Regions from separate parts of the Homo sapiens genome. Here region 1 is linked to region 2. Evidence: chromatin contacts called from ENCODE Hi-C or POLR2A ChIA-PET data. All regions are on one chromosome and are shown on one strand. Each heading gives the region's core, a stretch centred on a gene start or an enhancer-like site at or near the end of the contact. The rest is flanking DNA. Distances are from core to core; before and after follow the strand shown. Region 1 holds the start of RRN3 (RNA polymerase I transcription factor RRN3). Region 2 holds the start of PDXDC1 (pyridoxal dependent decarboxylase domain containing 1).

What was found. Hi-C counts contacts between places; a loop is a spot of excess contacts on that map. ChIA-PET counts read pairs that join two places held with the same protein, here RNA polymerase II (POLR2A). Pooled maps may share reads with other maps.
Region 1: a pooled map shows a loop between it and region 2 (5-fold over the local background). The contact joins the promoter of RRN3 here to the promoter of PDXDC1 in region 2. A Hi-C loop is called at or near these places in 1 of 37 single-sample maps with no recorded cell type and 5 of 50 pooled maps. POLR2A ChIA-PET finds 5 or more read pairs at or near these places in 2 of 52 experiments (PC-9 and T-cell).

What each region holds. Positions count from the first base shown.
Region 1 is chr16:15,091,756-15,099,341 of GRCh38, reverse strand. It overlaps RRN3 (RNA polymerase I transcription factor RRN3), which reads left to right and starts at 5,070. Exons shown (of 18, transcript NM_018427.5): 1 at 5,070-5,197; 2 at 6,728-6,833. The coding sequence starts at 5,109. LOC100505915 (a long non-coding RNA gene) reads right to left here and starts at 4,931. Exons shown (of 4, transcript NR_125434.1): 1 at 4,531-4,931. It also overlaps a transcript of PDXDC1 not described here. RefSeq lists an enhancer at 4,796-5,090.
Region 2 is chr16:14,969,090-14,976,742 of GRCh38, reverse strand. It overlaps PDXDC1 (pyridoxal dependent decarboxylase domain containing 1), which reads right to left and starts at 1,717. Exons shown (of 23, transcript NM_015027.4): 1 at 1,523-1,717. The coding sequence starts at 1,543. RefSeq lists an enhancer at 1,636-2,399 and a silencer at 2,557-2,851.

The DNA of each region.
Region 1 (7,586 bases), core at 3,821-6,320, 120 kb before region 2:
TTCAAGCAATTCTCCAGCCTCAGCCTCTCAAGTAGCTGGGATTACAGGCACCTGCCACCACACCTGCTAATTCGTATTTTTAGTAGAGATGGGGTTTCACCATGTTGGCCCAGCTGGTCTTGAACTCCTGATCTCAAGTGAGCCACCTGCCTCAGCCTCCCAAAGTACAGGGATTACAGGCATGAGCCACAGGGCCCGGCCAGTATTTTTCTTGTATAATGCTCAGAGTTTCCTTTAAATCTTTTTAAAAACTTGGCAGCCTTAGTCTTAGCTGTGCTTTGGGAAAATAAGGAGCTGCACTCAAGCTTAAGAAGATATTGCTGGAAGTGTACATTGGCACAGCCTTCAAAAAGCTTCTTGGTGCCCTCCTGTAACCCAATCGACACTGGCTAGAGAGATGAGGTCATATTGCATCAAATGGCTTCCAGTGATTCTTTGCTGTGGACAAGAAAGTTGCTCTTTTTTTTTGAGAGGGAGTTTTGATGCCTAGGCTGGAGTGCAATGGCAGTGATCTCGGCTCACTGCAACCTCTGCCTCCCAGGTTCAAGTGATTCTCCTGCCTCAGCCTCCCAAGTAGCTGGGATTACAGGCATGTGCCACCATGCCAGGCTAATTTTGTATTTTTAGTAGAGACAGGGTTTTTCCATGTTGGTCAGGCTGGTCTCGAACTCCCGACCTCAGGTGATCCACCCACCTTGGCCTCCAAAAGTGCTGGGATTACAGGCGTGAGCCACCATGCCCGGCCAAGAAGGTCACTCTTTATGCTCAACAAATGTATTGCAAATGGCTGAAAGGTAGGGAGGATCCAGATGAACAATTTCTAAATAGAAAAACTAATAGTAGCCAGACACGATGGCTCACACCTGTAATCCCAGCATTTTAGGAGGTCAAGGTAGGCAGATCACCTGAGGTCAGGCATTTGAGACCAGCCTGGGCAACATGGAGAAACCCCATCTCTACTAAAAATACAAAAATTAGCCAGGTGTGGTGGCGGGCACATGTAGTCCCAGCTACTCAGGAGGCTGAGGCAGGAGAATCGCTTGAACCCGGGAGGCAGAGGTTGCAGTGAGCTGAGCTTGTGCCACTGTACCCCAGCCTGGGCAACAGAGTGAGACTCTGTCTCAAAAAAAAAAAAAAAAAATCATAGATATCCAATTTGTTCCTTTCTCCTTTCCTAAAAGCTTTTGGTGCCCCCTCCAACCCAACAGTTCCACCCTAGAAAAACACTTGTACACATACATCAGGACATGATACAAGAATATTCAGGCTGGTCGCGGTGGCTCATGCCTATAATCTCAGCATTTTGGGAGGCCGAGGTGGGAGGACGGCGGGAGATCATGCCACTGCACTCCAGCCTGGGCAACAGAGGGAGACTCCGTCTCAAAAAAAAAAAAAAAAAAAAAGCATAATGTTGAAAACAAACAGCAGTATAATACAGCATGGAGATAACTTTATAAAATGCAAAGACAAATAAAAGTAAATATAGTGCATTGTTTAGGAGTATAAATATGATAATTATTCAAAGAAAACTAAAATGACTTTTAAAAATCATGATGGTGACTATTTTTGGGAGGAAAGCAGGTAGAAGGTGGGATCCGAGAGCAGCACAGAGTAAGTGTCAATTGTCCTAGTTAATGTTCGGCTTCTTAAATTGGGCGATATGTTCACAGGTGTTCATTATGTTCTTTTTTTTTTTTTTGGAGACGGAGTCTCACTCTGTCACCCAGGCTGGGGTGCAGTGGCGCGATCTCGGCTCACTGCAAGCTCCACCTCTCGGGTTCATGCCATTCTCCTGCCTCAGCTTCCCAAGTAGCTGGGATTACAAGTGCCTGCCACCACGCCCGGCACATTTTTTTTTTTTTTTTTTTTTTTTGTATTTTTAGTAGAGACGGGGTTTCACCGCATTAGCCAGGATGGTCTCGATCTCCTGACCTCGTGATCCGCCTGCCTCGGCCTCCCAAAGTGCTGGGATTACAGGCAGGAGCCGCTGTGTCTGGCCCATTATGTTCTTATAACTTACATTAACATATTATTTTGTACATATCAAGCTTTTTTTCCCTTTTTTTTTTTAAGAGATGAGATTTTGCTTTGTCACCCAGGCCAGAGAGTGTCGTGGTGTAGTCATAGCTCACTGCAGCTTCCAACTCCTGGGTTCAAGTGATTCTCCCACCTCTGTCTCCCAAATAATTGGAACTACAGGCACGTGCCACCATGCCTGGGTAAGTTTTTTAAAAGTGTTATTTGTAGAGACGGAGTCTGGCTGTGTTGCCTGGGCTGGTCTCAAACTCCTGGCTTCAAGTTATCCTCCTGCCTCAGCCTCCCAAAGCTCTGGCATTACAGGTGTGAGTCACTGCACCCAGACTCAGACTTTTTTTAAGGGAAAGAATGGGAGTGTAGGTGGGGAGACACACTTTGGGAGGCCAAGGTGGGAGGATCACTTGGGCCGGGGGTTCAAGACCAGCCTGGGCAACAAAGTGAGACCTCGTATTTACCAAAAATACAAAAAATTAGCTGGGCTTGGTGGTGTGGGTTCGGGCGGCTGAGGTGAGAGGATTGCATAAGCTGTAGGAGCCCGAGGCTGCAACGAGCCATGATCGCGCCATTGCGCTCTAACTTGGGCTAGACAATGAGATCCTGTCTCAAACCAAAACAAAACAAAACAGATAATTGTCAGATTGCTGTTTTGCTATTGTTGCTTTTTGTTTTTGCTTTGCTTTCCCTTGGAAGTGAAGAAGAGATTCTCATTTAAACAGTTATCTTGAAGTATCTTTGTGAGCTACGGTGCAATTATTTCCTCTGTCCTTGAGACACAGATGATTCCTGTCCAACATTCCCAAGGAACTCAGTAAGGACCAAATAGAGACTCAGGAAAGACAGTTACTGATTTTACACTGTTGCAAAACAGAGCTATGGTTTATGTTTAACAAACTGCTGGCGGGGCGTGGTGGCTCATGCCTGTAATCCCAGCACTTTGGGATGCCAAGGCGGGCGGATCACTTGAGGTCAAGAGTTTGAGACCAGCCTGGCCAACATGGTGAAACCCTGTCTCTACTAAAAATACAAAAATTAGCTGGGCATGGTGGCGCATGCCTGTAATCCTAGCTACTGGGGAGGCTGAGGCACAAGAATCGCTTGAACCTGGGAAGCAGAGGATGCAGTGAGCCAAGATCATGACACTGTACTCCAGCCTGGGTGACAGAGCGAGACTCTGTCTCAAAAAAAAAACAAAAAACAAAAAAACCAAATTGCTGTATTTTATGTTGTGAAATAGGGTCTTGCTGTGTTGTCCAGGCTGGAGTGCAGGGGTACAATCACAGCTCACTGCAGCCTTGACCTCCAGGGCTCAAGTGATCCTCCGTCCTCAGTTTTCAAGTAGCTGGGACTACAGGTATGCACCACCATATGTTGCCCAGGCTGGTCTTGAACTCCTGGAGAGAGATACATATAAACACACACACACACACACACACACACACACACCTTTTTTTTTTTTGAGACACAGTTTCACTCGTCACCCAGGCTGGAGTGCAATGGCACGATCTTGGCTCACTGCAACCTCTGCCTCCTGGGTTCAAACTATTCTCCTGCCTCGGCCTCCCAAGTAGCTGGGATTACAGGCACTGCCACCATGCCTGGCTAATTTTGTATTTTTAGTAGAGACAGGGTTTTGTCATGTTGGCCAGGCTGGTCTCAAACTTCTGGCCTCAGGTGATCCACTTGCCTCGGCCTCCCAAAGTGTTGGGATAACAGGCGTGAGCCACTGCGCCGGGCCCATACATATGCATTTTTAAAAACTTATTTATTTATTTCGAGACAGGGTCTCACTCTGTTGCCCAAGCAGGAGTGCAGTGGTGCTATCTCCCAGGCTCAAGCAATCCTCAGCCTCCCGAGTAGCTGGGACTACAGGTGTGTGCCACCACACCCAGATAATTTTTATTATTTTTATTTTTTAAATTTTTTGTAGAGATGGAGTTTCACCGTGTCACCCAGGCTGGATATTTTTGTATTTTTGATAGGCCTGTACAGTTTCCAAAGTTGCAACCTTTTCCCCTCCCTGAGAGTAGGGGCAGCCCCTGCTCTCCCTCTACATCCTCCACAGTCCCGAGGTTTTGGCCTCTGTTTCCTCCGTTTCCTATGCTTGGAACGCCAGTGGCTCTTTTGTTGGTCTGGCTGACTCCTGTTCCTCTTTTAAAAATTTAAGTTTGGCCGGGCGTGGTGGCTCATGCTTGTAATCCCAGCACTTTGGGAGGCCGAGGCGGGCGGATGACCTGAGGTCATGAGTTCGAGACCAGCCTGGCCAACACAGTGCAACCCCGTCTCCACTAAAAATACGAAAATTAGCCGGGTGTGGTGGCATGCGCCTGTAATCCCAGCTACTTGGGAGGCTGAGGCACGAGAATTGCTGGAACTGGGGAGGCGGAGGTTGCAGTGAGCTGAGATCACACCACTGCACTCCACCTGGGCAAAAGGGCAAGACTCGGCCTCAAAAGAAAATAAATAAATAAATAAATAAAGTCAAGGGGGTAACACCTCTTCGTAACTCTCCTGTTGTTTCTCATGCCAGCATCACCATAGCCTTGAGGCTCTGAGGTAGGTCACTTCGTCGAGCTCGTTTCCGTGAGGATAACGTTATCTTGGGTGTCTGTGAGACTGCTGCACTGAGTATAGAGCCCAGGCTCCTGGGTCAGCCGGGTTCGAATCCCCTTTCCTCCGTGAAGATCTGGGTCAGTCACAAGTGCTTCAGTTTCTTCGATTTGACTGAGGGAGGCTTTGACTCCAAAAAATTAACACTTGAGTGTACCCGGCCACAGCTTAGCACATCCAGGGTGTTTCCACCCTTTCTTCGGGATCCTCAGGGCTGGATGGAGCCGGTCCTTCCCGTCTCTCCTTATACTCACGCACTAGCGCTGGCTGGAACAAGTCCTCCAAGTAGAACGAGGAGCGGGTTTCAGCGGCGCTCTAGCCCGCCGAGAGCATACGCCCTCCCCACGCGGGGCCGCTGATTGGCTGAAGGTTGCGCTGGCACGCGCAACTTCCGGGACAGAGGCTGTGGCTGGAAGGAGCTGGGCATCCGGCCTGAGGCGCAGCGGTCGCGTTAGTTCGGCCCAATGGCGGCACCGCTGCTTCACACGCGTTTGCCGGGAGATGCGGCCGCTTCGTCCTCTGCAGTTAAGAAGCTGGGCGCGTCGAGGACTGGGTAAGATTCAGGCCGCTTCCTTCTGCGTATCTGGGACGAAAGCTCAGGACGGCGCTTAGAGGAGCGGATTGAAAGGATGTGGGACAAAGCTCATGGCGTGTGATAGGAGCACGGGGTGGAGGGTCATCTCACGTTCACAGAAATGAGCTCATTCCTCCTAACTGGGTAATAGACATGGGTGGGGCCTGGAAAAGTGACTATGTTCTCTGTTCTGGAGGCCCCCTTTCCCGACTGTGTCTCTTCGTGATTTCCCAGGCCTGGGTACTGCCTTCTGCGCCTTGACCCCTCTTCCTTCCCTCTTCTTCGTCCAAATTTGGAAGGGATTTCCCTGGGCTATGTGGGTTATCAGCCGAACGTCGTCACTCATGGCAAATTGAATATTACATCTTTTTTGTTTGGAATTTGTTTCGACACACGTATTTGTTTCGCAGTCTTTATTTTGCTCCACTTTTAAAATCCCTAACCCCCGTAGCACTCTTGGCGTTTAACTTTCAGAGTCATTAGGATGCTATGTTTTTTCATTAATTTACTACGTGTAAGTGAAGCAAACCTTGTAAAACAATTAGCGTAATATGATTCATAATAATTATCGAGCTCCTGCTTACTGTGTTAAACACTGGGGACAGTGGTTTATCCAAAGACACTAATGTCCCTGCTTTCTACAGAGCTTACAGCATAGGGGGGAAAGGCAGTACATAGGCCAATAAATAAACGAACACGATGATTTCAGTTATACAACAAGGTAATGGGGGAGGGAGAAGGGAGAGAAGGAGCTTTTGAGATTTCTCATTGGGAAGACATCTGTCATTTGAGCTTCCACTTGAATGAAGACAAAAATCTAGGCCGGGCGCGGTTGCTCACGCCTGTAATCCCAGCACTTTGGGAGGCCGAGGCGGGCGGATCATCTGAAGTCAGGAGTTGGAGACCAGCCTGGCCAACGTGCGAAACCTCGTCTCTACTGAAAATACAAAAATCAGCCGGGCATGGTGGCAGGTGCCTGTAATCCCAGCTACTCAGGAGGCTGAGGCAGGATAATTGCTTGAACCCGGGAGATGGAGGTTGCAGTTAAGCCAAGATCACACCACTGCACTCCAGCCTGGGCAGCAGAGCAAGACTCCATCTCAAAAAAAAAAATCCAGCCACGTAGAGATTTGGGAAAAGAGTATTTCCAATAGAGTGAACAGTAAGTGAAATGAAAAACAGCTTGGCTTGTTTGAAGAGCAGAAAAGACGTTATGGCTGTAGTAAAACAAGTTGTTGGAGATGAGGTGAGAGAGGTAGGCAGGGGCCAGATTAATGTAGGATCTTAAAGACCACACTGAGAGATTTGGATTTTTACTGTAAGTGCAGTGGGAAGACAGTTATTGGTTGCTGAGCAAAGGAAGGATTGTTGGTTAAGAGTGGAAGCAGGGAGACCAGTAAAGAGGCCTTAACAATAGTTCCACTGAATTATGTTGGTTCAATAAATGTTGGCTATTATAATTTTTATTATTTTCATGAACTTAATAGCTTGTTAATCTTGGTTCCACAGGATTTCAAATATGCGTGCATTAGAGAATGACTTTTTCAATTCTCCCCCAAGAAAAACTGTTCGGTTTGGTGGAACTGTGACAGAAGTCTTGCTGAAGTACAAAAAGGTAAGGGGAGATAATGTGTGAGGTTTGCTTTTGGTTAGGTCAGAATACAACTATTGCTGTTATACTAAAGACCAATAGAAATAGCAAGATTAATTAAGATACCAGTTGAAATCAAATATTTAATAATAGCATGATGCCGTCAGTGCAAAATTAGAGTAATAGTGTCCTTTTTTTCCCCCACCTTGGCCCATTTCACAGGTAATAATGAGAGAGTAATAATGTCTTTACTGAGGTTTCACCTCTTCAAATGCTTTATTTACGAAGCATCTTTTAACTTTAGCAAGTGCCAGAATTAAAAACAATTACACCATTTTATTTATTTATTTATTTGTGCTGGAGTCTTCCTCTGTCACCCAGGCTGGAGTGCAGTGGCGTGACCTCGGCTCACTGCATCCTCCACCTCCCAGGTTCAAGCAATTCTCCTGCCTCAGTCTTCCGAATAGGTGGGGTTACAGGCACACACCACCACACCTGGCTAATTTTTTTATTTTTTTAGTAGAGGCAGGGTTTCACCATGTTGGCCAGGCTGGTCTCGAACTCCTGACCTTGTGATCCACCCGCCTTGGCCTCCCAAAGTGCTGGGATTACAGACGTGAGCCACCATGCCTGGCCTACAGCATTTTATTTTTTGAGGAACTTACCTAAGCATTACTTTGGGACAGTAAACCAGTTCTCTGAGTAGGGATTTTTGTTTTTGTGGTAGTTTAGAAGCATTTCTACTGTATCTCAGCAGTAGAGGGAAAATGTTAAGTA
Region 2 (7,653 bases), core at 468-2,967:
GAGGCGTCCCTGGCCTCTACCCACTAGGTACCGGCAGCACCTCCCTGCCCCCATTGTGACAATCAAAACTATGTCCAGAGATAGCCAAATGTCTCCTGGGGAAATAAATTGCCCCCTGCTTTAAGAACCACTCATCTGGACAAACTCAAAGTACCAAAAGGTAGACACCCTGCTAATCAGACGACCGGAAAGACTTTATTCCCAGCCAGGAAAACACGTAACATTCACCCCAGAGATGGCACAAGAAAACCATATTATCTTTTTCTTGTCTTCCACCCAATTTATGCTAAGCAACCCAGGAGTAGGCTATACCACTGTGAGCACATGAAGACATCTGGCCCAACCTTTACAATTATTGCCTTCAACTCTCCAGTGACAAGTGAACAAAATCTACAGCAGCTGCTGCCTTGAAAAAAGACAAAATATATTATTCCTACCAGCTCAAAATTAAAATGTAGCCGTCTTAAAACACGAGCATTGCTCCTGAATGCCACATGCATGAAAAACCGGGTATGCACTGGATTGGACAAGCAGACTCCCAAGCTGGAACAGACAGAAGGGCTTTGAGGGAGGGCAGAATGTCAGGTACCGAAAGCAGGAATCCGTGAAGAAACCCAAACTGGTTTCCATTTACAAGCCCTAACACTGGGACAATGAGAATCCGTTTCACATGGTAGAGCAGTCAGCCTGGTACACCACGCTGCCGTTCCCCCAAGGGGAAACCAGAGGTAGGCTCTGTTACCAGTGGATTTCGAGTTGACTCGGGGATCCCTCCTCGCCACTGGAATGGGGGAGCCAGGAAGTTGTGGAGCAGCTGCGATCCCCAAAACTCAATTCGCAATCTACGCAACACCCACCCCTTTCTGGAACTCAGAGGTTCTCGCCCGGTGATCGCAGGCTCAGCATCAGAATCACCTGCGTGGGGCGGAGTGGGAGCGGGGCGGTGGCGGTTAAACACGCAGTTCCCGGTCCCGCCCCCAGAGGTTCTGACCCCGGGACTGAACCTCCGCATTTTACCAAAGGCCCCAGGTGATTCCCACTCAGGCTGAAGTTGGAAAACCACTGCTTTGGCAATTTTCATTCCTAACTCGGAGACCAAGAAAAACCTACAGGTTTGCAGCTGGCTCTGAAATAACTGCGGCTTCTTTCCGGGAGCATCTGGGGCCGCCAACGGAGAGCTCCCGGTCCTCCGAAAGGGCCAGCCGAGCTCAGGCCGGCCACTCGCGGAACCTCGGCAGGGCCCAAGGTCGGCCCCGCGGTCCCAGTCCTGGGCTCCGGGCCCGTCGCGGCCCCCACCGAACCCCGCCCAGCCTCTTCGGCCCACGGGGACCCAAGAGACACCCGGCCCCGTGACGCGCCCGGGCCCCAGCCGCCCTCCCGGCGAGGCCTCCTCAGGCAGGGCCTGTCAGCCCGCGTCCCCCTGTCCGGGTCACAATGGCAGCTCGCGACTGGGAAACAGTTGCCTCGGAAGCGGGAGCCCCGGGCCGCAGCACCGTCCCCATCGCCCCCTCCCGGCACGGACCTTCTCCAGGGACGCGTCCATGGCTGAGGCGGCCGGTGGTGGCCTGGCGGTCCCGGGCTCTACTTCCTCCTCCCGCGCCCCGCAGCTCCTTCCACGCTGGCAGCGCTGACGTCCCCCGCGCCCGCGGCCGGCGGGGCGGAGAAGAGGAGGAGCTGCCAGGCGGCGCCGCGGGCTGCCGAACCTGATGGTTGAGAGGCGGCGGGGCGGGGCCCCGTAGCGCTGGGCGGAGCCCTCTGGGATTCCGTACCTGGGCGCCACGCCGGCCCTCCCTAACGTGCGCAGGTGAAGGGGGGAGGATGCCCGGTGGATTGTTCACCAAACTCTTTCCAGCAGCCTGTTGCAATCATCAAGGTAGAAGTATAATAATCACAAAGTACTATTCATGGAGTGAAAGGCTGGAAATACTAGTGACGCACCTCACTTCCGGGCCCAGGCTTCCAAGTCTCCCGCCTCACCTCCCGCCGGCATCCCTCGAGAATGGAACAGGCCATTCGCCAAGGAGGCGGTGAGCGAGTGGGCAACCTTGCGCATGCGCAGGACTCGCAGCGTCCTCGGCGCCCGGGGACTTGGGGGTTTTGGGGTTGGGGGCTGCTTAGTGAACGCTGTTCAGAGAAGGCACTGATCTAAGCTGAGGTGTTGTCTCAGACCTTACCGCCGAATTCTAGACGGAAAAAATTGTTGTAACAACCGGTCCAGCCTCTTTCATGTCACAATTATCACTTGTCAGGTAATGGGTAGTAGTAATAATGATAATATTAATACATCAGCTGCTGTTCTTCCATTTTCCTATTTCAGCAGCTCTAGGAGATCATTATCCCCATTTCGCAGTGCCGATCTAGGTAGGATTCAGACCCAAGCCCCATGAGTCCACATACTGCTTCCACTCCTACTTTACTTTAAATGTTTTAAAAAGTTAATTTTTTATTAATTTTTTTATCTTGTTAACCGATGAACTGAAGAGAAAAAAAATTAAAATCTCATTTTAATAGAGAAGGTAGGGGTGTCTCACTATGTTACCCAAGCTGGCTTCAAACTCCTGGCCTCAGGCGATCTTCCCGTCTCAGCTTCCCCAAGTGCTGGGATTACAGGCATGAGCTACCACGCCCGGCCACTTTTGCAATTTTACTGCAATGTGTTTCGAACGAATGGGGAGGGCGTACATTTGCTTAGTAGATTCCTCCCACCTTAATGTGGGAAACTGATATAGACTACCACAGTGGCAATCAATGGAACACTTCACCTCTGCGATGACGCTACAACCACAATCTTACTCCTTTTCTCTCCTGTTTTATACTCTTCGTCCCGAAATCTGTGTAAACAGGGTCACATTTTCAGCGCAGTAACTCCATGTTTTGAGCTATCTACGTTGTATTTGGTAAATTGCCTGGTTATGTTAATAAAATTATTTTCTACCAAAAAACCCTTGTGTGCTGGTTTAGACTGTACTGTGGGGATTATTCTGACTCTCTAAAGAGCTTTCCAAACAGAAGGAAAGATAGATTTATGTCTTTCAAGAATTGAAGATTGAATGTACCCCTGCTTGAGCAAAACAAGTCACTTTTCCAACGTGTTATGAAATTTTTCAAACGTAGAAAAGTTTAAACAGTTGTACAGTGAACAACCATATACCCACTACCTAGATTCTACAGTTAATTTTCCCTATATTTGCTTTAATCACATATGCATCCATATATCCATCCATCGATATATGTTAGTACATTTCACCTCTGAGCACCTCAGCATGGGTATCATTCAAAACTAGTAAATTTTACTAAAGTCACCTCCAAGTTTCTGTGGATTACATTACAAAGTATAATAGATTCTACAAAACAAATACTAGAGAGAAAAGTTAACTTTACTGTTTTAAAAGTAGACTTTGAAAACCCAACATGAAAAAGTGGAAATAATCAACCGTATTATTTATTATATTTAGCCAAACATTTATTGACTGCCATCTTGGACAGTTGTGCTGGAAATAGTATGTAAAAGAATAAGAGGCTGGTTCAAGAGCAGCCTGGCCAACAGAGTGAAACTCCGTCTCTACTAAAAATACAAAAAATTAGCTGGGCGTGGTGGCAAACACCTGTAATCCCAGCTACCTGGGAGGCTGAGGCAGGGGAATCACTTGAACCCCGGGGGCAGAGGTTGCAGTGAGCCGAGATTGTGCCACTGCGCTCCAGCCTGGGCAATAAGACGAGACTCCATCTCAAAAAACAATAAAAATACAAATAAGAGGCTGGGCCGGGCGCGGTGGCTCACGCCTGTAATCCCAGCACTTTGGGAGGCCGAGGCGGGCGGATCACGAGGTCAGGAGATCGAGACCATCCTGGCTAACACGGTGAAACCCCGTGTCTACCAAAAATACAAAAAGAAATTAGCCGGGCATGGTGGCGGGCGCCTGTAGTCCCAGCTATTCTGGAGGCTGAGGCAGGAGAATGGCGTGAACCCGGGAGGCGGAGCTTGCAGTGAGCAGAGATCGCACCACTGCACTCCAGCCTGGGCGACAAAGCGAGACTCTGTCTCAAAAACAAAATATAATAAAAAATTTAAAAATTTAAAAAAGGCTGGGCGCGGTGGCTCATGCCTGTAATCCCAGCACTTTGAGAGGCCGAGGTGGGCGGATCACCTGAGGTCAGGAGTTGGAGAACAGCGTGGCCAACATGGTGAAACCCTCGTCTGTACTAAAAATAGAAAAATTAGTGGGTGTGGTGGTGTGCGCCTGTAATCCCAGCTACTCGGGAGGCTGAGGCAGCAGAATCGCTTCAACCTGGGAGGCGGAGGTTGCAGTGAGCCAAGATTGCACCACTGCATTCCAGCCTGGACGACAAGAGCAAGACTCCGTCTACACACACACACACACACACACACACACACACACACACACACACACACAAAACAAAGACAAGCTCTCTGCCCTGAAGAAAAACACTATTTTGGGTAGAAGTTTTTACTTTGGGATGCAGATGGAGGTCTCTGAAACTATACTCAACATTTTGTGTGTGAGTGAGTGCATTTTTCTGGGGAAAACATCCATTGTCTTCATTATATACTCAAGTCTGTGATTCCCCCATCCCCGAAAAAAAAAAAAAAAAGTTGAAACCATTTGGCTTGTGGATGCACAGATAGGAAAACTGATACATTATAATGCAACATTCTATGGACTAGTGAAGAGAGATAAGCAGAATATTGTACAGTTTGGAGCATGAAGCCATCAGTTGTGGGGAGGTTTAATCTCTACTGACATATGGCTTTATGTGCTGCTAACAGACCTGTCTTTTTCTTTCTTTTTCTTTTTCCAGACGAGTCTCACTCTGTTGTCCAGGCTGAAGTGTAACGGCGCAGTCTTGGCTCACTGCAACCTCTGCCTCCCCGGTTCAAGTGATTCTGCTGCCTCAGCCTCCCGGAGTAGCTTCGACTGGAGGCGTGCGCCATCGCACACACTGTATTTTTAGTAGAGACAGGGTCTTACCATGTTGGCCAGGCTGGTCTCAAACTCCCAACCTCAAGTGATCCTCCTGCCTCGGCCTCCCAAAGTGTTTGGATTACAGGCCTGAGCCACCGAGCCTGGCCTCAAACACTTCTCTTTTTTCCTTTTTTTTGAGATGGAGTCTCGTTCTGTCGCCAGGCTGGAGTGCAGTGGCACCATCTCTGCTCACTGCAAGCTCCGCCTCCCGGGTTCAAGCAATTCTCCTGCCTCAGCCTCCTGAGTAGCTGGGATTACAGGTGCGTGCCACCAAGCCTGGCTAATTTTTGTATTTTTAGTAGAGACGGGGTTTCACTAGTTGGACAGGCTAGTCTCCAACTCCTGATCTCAGGTGGTCCACCCACCTCGGCCTCCCAAAGTGCTGGGATTACAGGCGTGAGACACCAGGCCCAGCCTCAACTGTAGACTTTTAACTCAAAGGTACAAAAATTGGATTATGTCTGGGCCAGTTTTTTCCCTTGTCGATGGTATAGCCCATTGGTTAGAGTTCAGACTGTGGCTACAAGTAGAACTGGATTCTTTTTTTTTTTTTTTTTTAAGCTGTATAAGTGAAAACTACTTGGGCAAGTTACTTAACCTCTTGGTATATTAGTTTCCTCATCTGTAAAATTCTGGTTATGCTTGCCTTTTAGTGTTTGTTAAACATTCTTATGCTCAAAAAACAAGCAAATAAAAACTCCTTATCTTCATCCACATCCCCTTCTGGTTACACCTAATGGTCTCAATTTTCTCATCACACAAGCACCACCAACTCATCTGAATCTAGCTTCGGCCTTGTTCCCTCCACCCAAACCAGTGTCACTAAAACCATCTCAGTCCATCACACCTGACCTCTCAGCAGCCCTAGAACCAGATGATCACTTTCTTCTTGAAACTGACTTTCCATGCTTCCCACAATATCAAATTCTCCGGATCGTCACCTTCCCTTTCTGCCTGTTCCTTCTCAATGTCTTTTGGAGTTTCCTCCTCCTCCACCCAATGTTTCATTGTTGGATTTCCTCAGCACTCAGCTGGCAAGCCTTTTTTTTTTTTTTTTTTTTTTTGAGACAGAGTCTCGCTGACTCACTGCAACCTCCACCTCCCAGGTTCAAGCGATTTTCCTGCCTCAGACTCCTGAGTAGCTGGGATTACAGGCACGTGCCACCATGCCCAGCTAATTTTTTATTTTTAGTAGAAACGGGGTTTCATCATATTGGTCAGGCTGGTCTGAAACTCCTGACCTTAGGTGATCTACCCACCTCAGCCTCCCAAAGTGCTGGGATTACAGGCGTGAGCCACTGTGCCCAGCCTGGAAAGTCCTTTTGATTTCTTCTTCTACATAATTTCATCCTCCATTATTTCAATTAACATCTATATCAAACTGAGAGTAGTTCATCAGTGGGTTGTGATATCAACCATTGGGTCATGAGTAGCAATTTTTTAAAAAATGAAATAGGATGCAAAACATCAGAGCATATCACGTGGATTAAGGATAATTGGGCAGTAACCCAAATGTCCATCAACAGACAAACAGGTAAACAACTTGTGGCCTATCCCTACAATGGAATGGAGTACTGTACTGCAAGTAAAGGGAGTACATTATTGATCCATGGGACACCACAGATTAGGAGTTGGCAGACTTTTTCTGTAAAGGGCCTGGTTGTAAATATTTCAGGCTTTGCAAGCTGTAGTTTAGGTTCTTGCGATCTCGGTCTCAAGTATTTGATTCTGTAGCATGGAAACAGCCACAGACAGTATGTAAACAAGTGAGCGTTGCTGTGTTCCAATAAAGCTTTATTTATAGACATTGAATTTTGGATTTCATTTAATTTACATGTGTCACAAAATATTCTTCTTTGAGTTTTTTTTCAATCTCTTAAAAATATAAAGTCATGCTGAGCTCTTAGGCCTTTGCATAATCAGGTACTGGGCCAGATTTGGCCCACAGGCCCTAGTTTGCTGGTCCCTGTCATAGATGAATCTTAAAAACATTATGCTGAGTGAAAGAAGCCAGATACATGGCCTGGAGCCTGTAATCCCAGTACTTTGGGAGGCCGAGGTGTGAGGTTTGCTTGAGCCCAGGAATCTGAGGCCAGCCTAGGCAACAAAGAGAGACCCAGTCTCTACCAAAAAAAAAAAAACAAAATTAGCTGGGAATGGAGGATTTCTCAAGCCTGGGAGGTTGAGGCTGCAGTGAGCTGTGATTGCACCACTGCACTCTAGCCTGGGTGACACAGCAAGACCCTGTCTCCAAGGAAATAAAAAAGCCAGATACAAGTGAATACCTATTTCATATGTATACTGTATATATGCTCTATGGTTTCATTTATATGGAATTCTAGAAAATGCAAACTATAATGACAGAAAGCCTGGGGCTGAGATGGAGGGGGAATTGACTGCCAAGGGGTGCTGGGGAGTTTTTGGAAATGACAGAAGAGCTCTGTATTTTAATCGTGGTGGTTACACAGGTATATACATTTGTCAAAACCTGTTGAACTGTACATGTAATATGGGTGAATTTTATTATATTATGTAAAACATATGAAAATCTATTATGTAAAACATACTTCAACAAAGTTGATTAAAAAATATCAGCGCATTGGTTGGTTATTTTACTATTGGGTAAAAAAATTCTTTTCTTTTTTTTTTTGAGACCGAGTCTCACTCT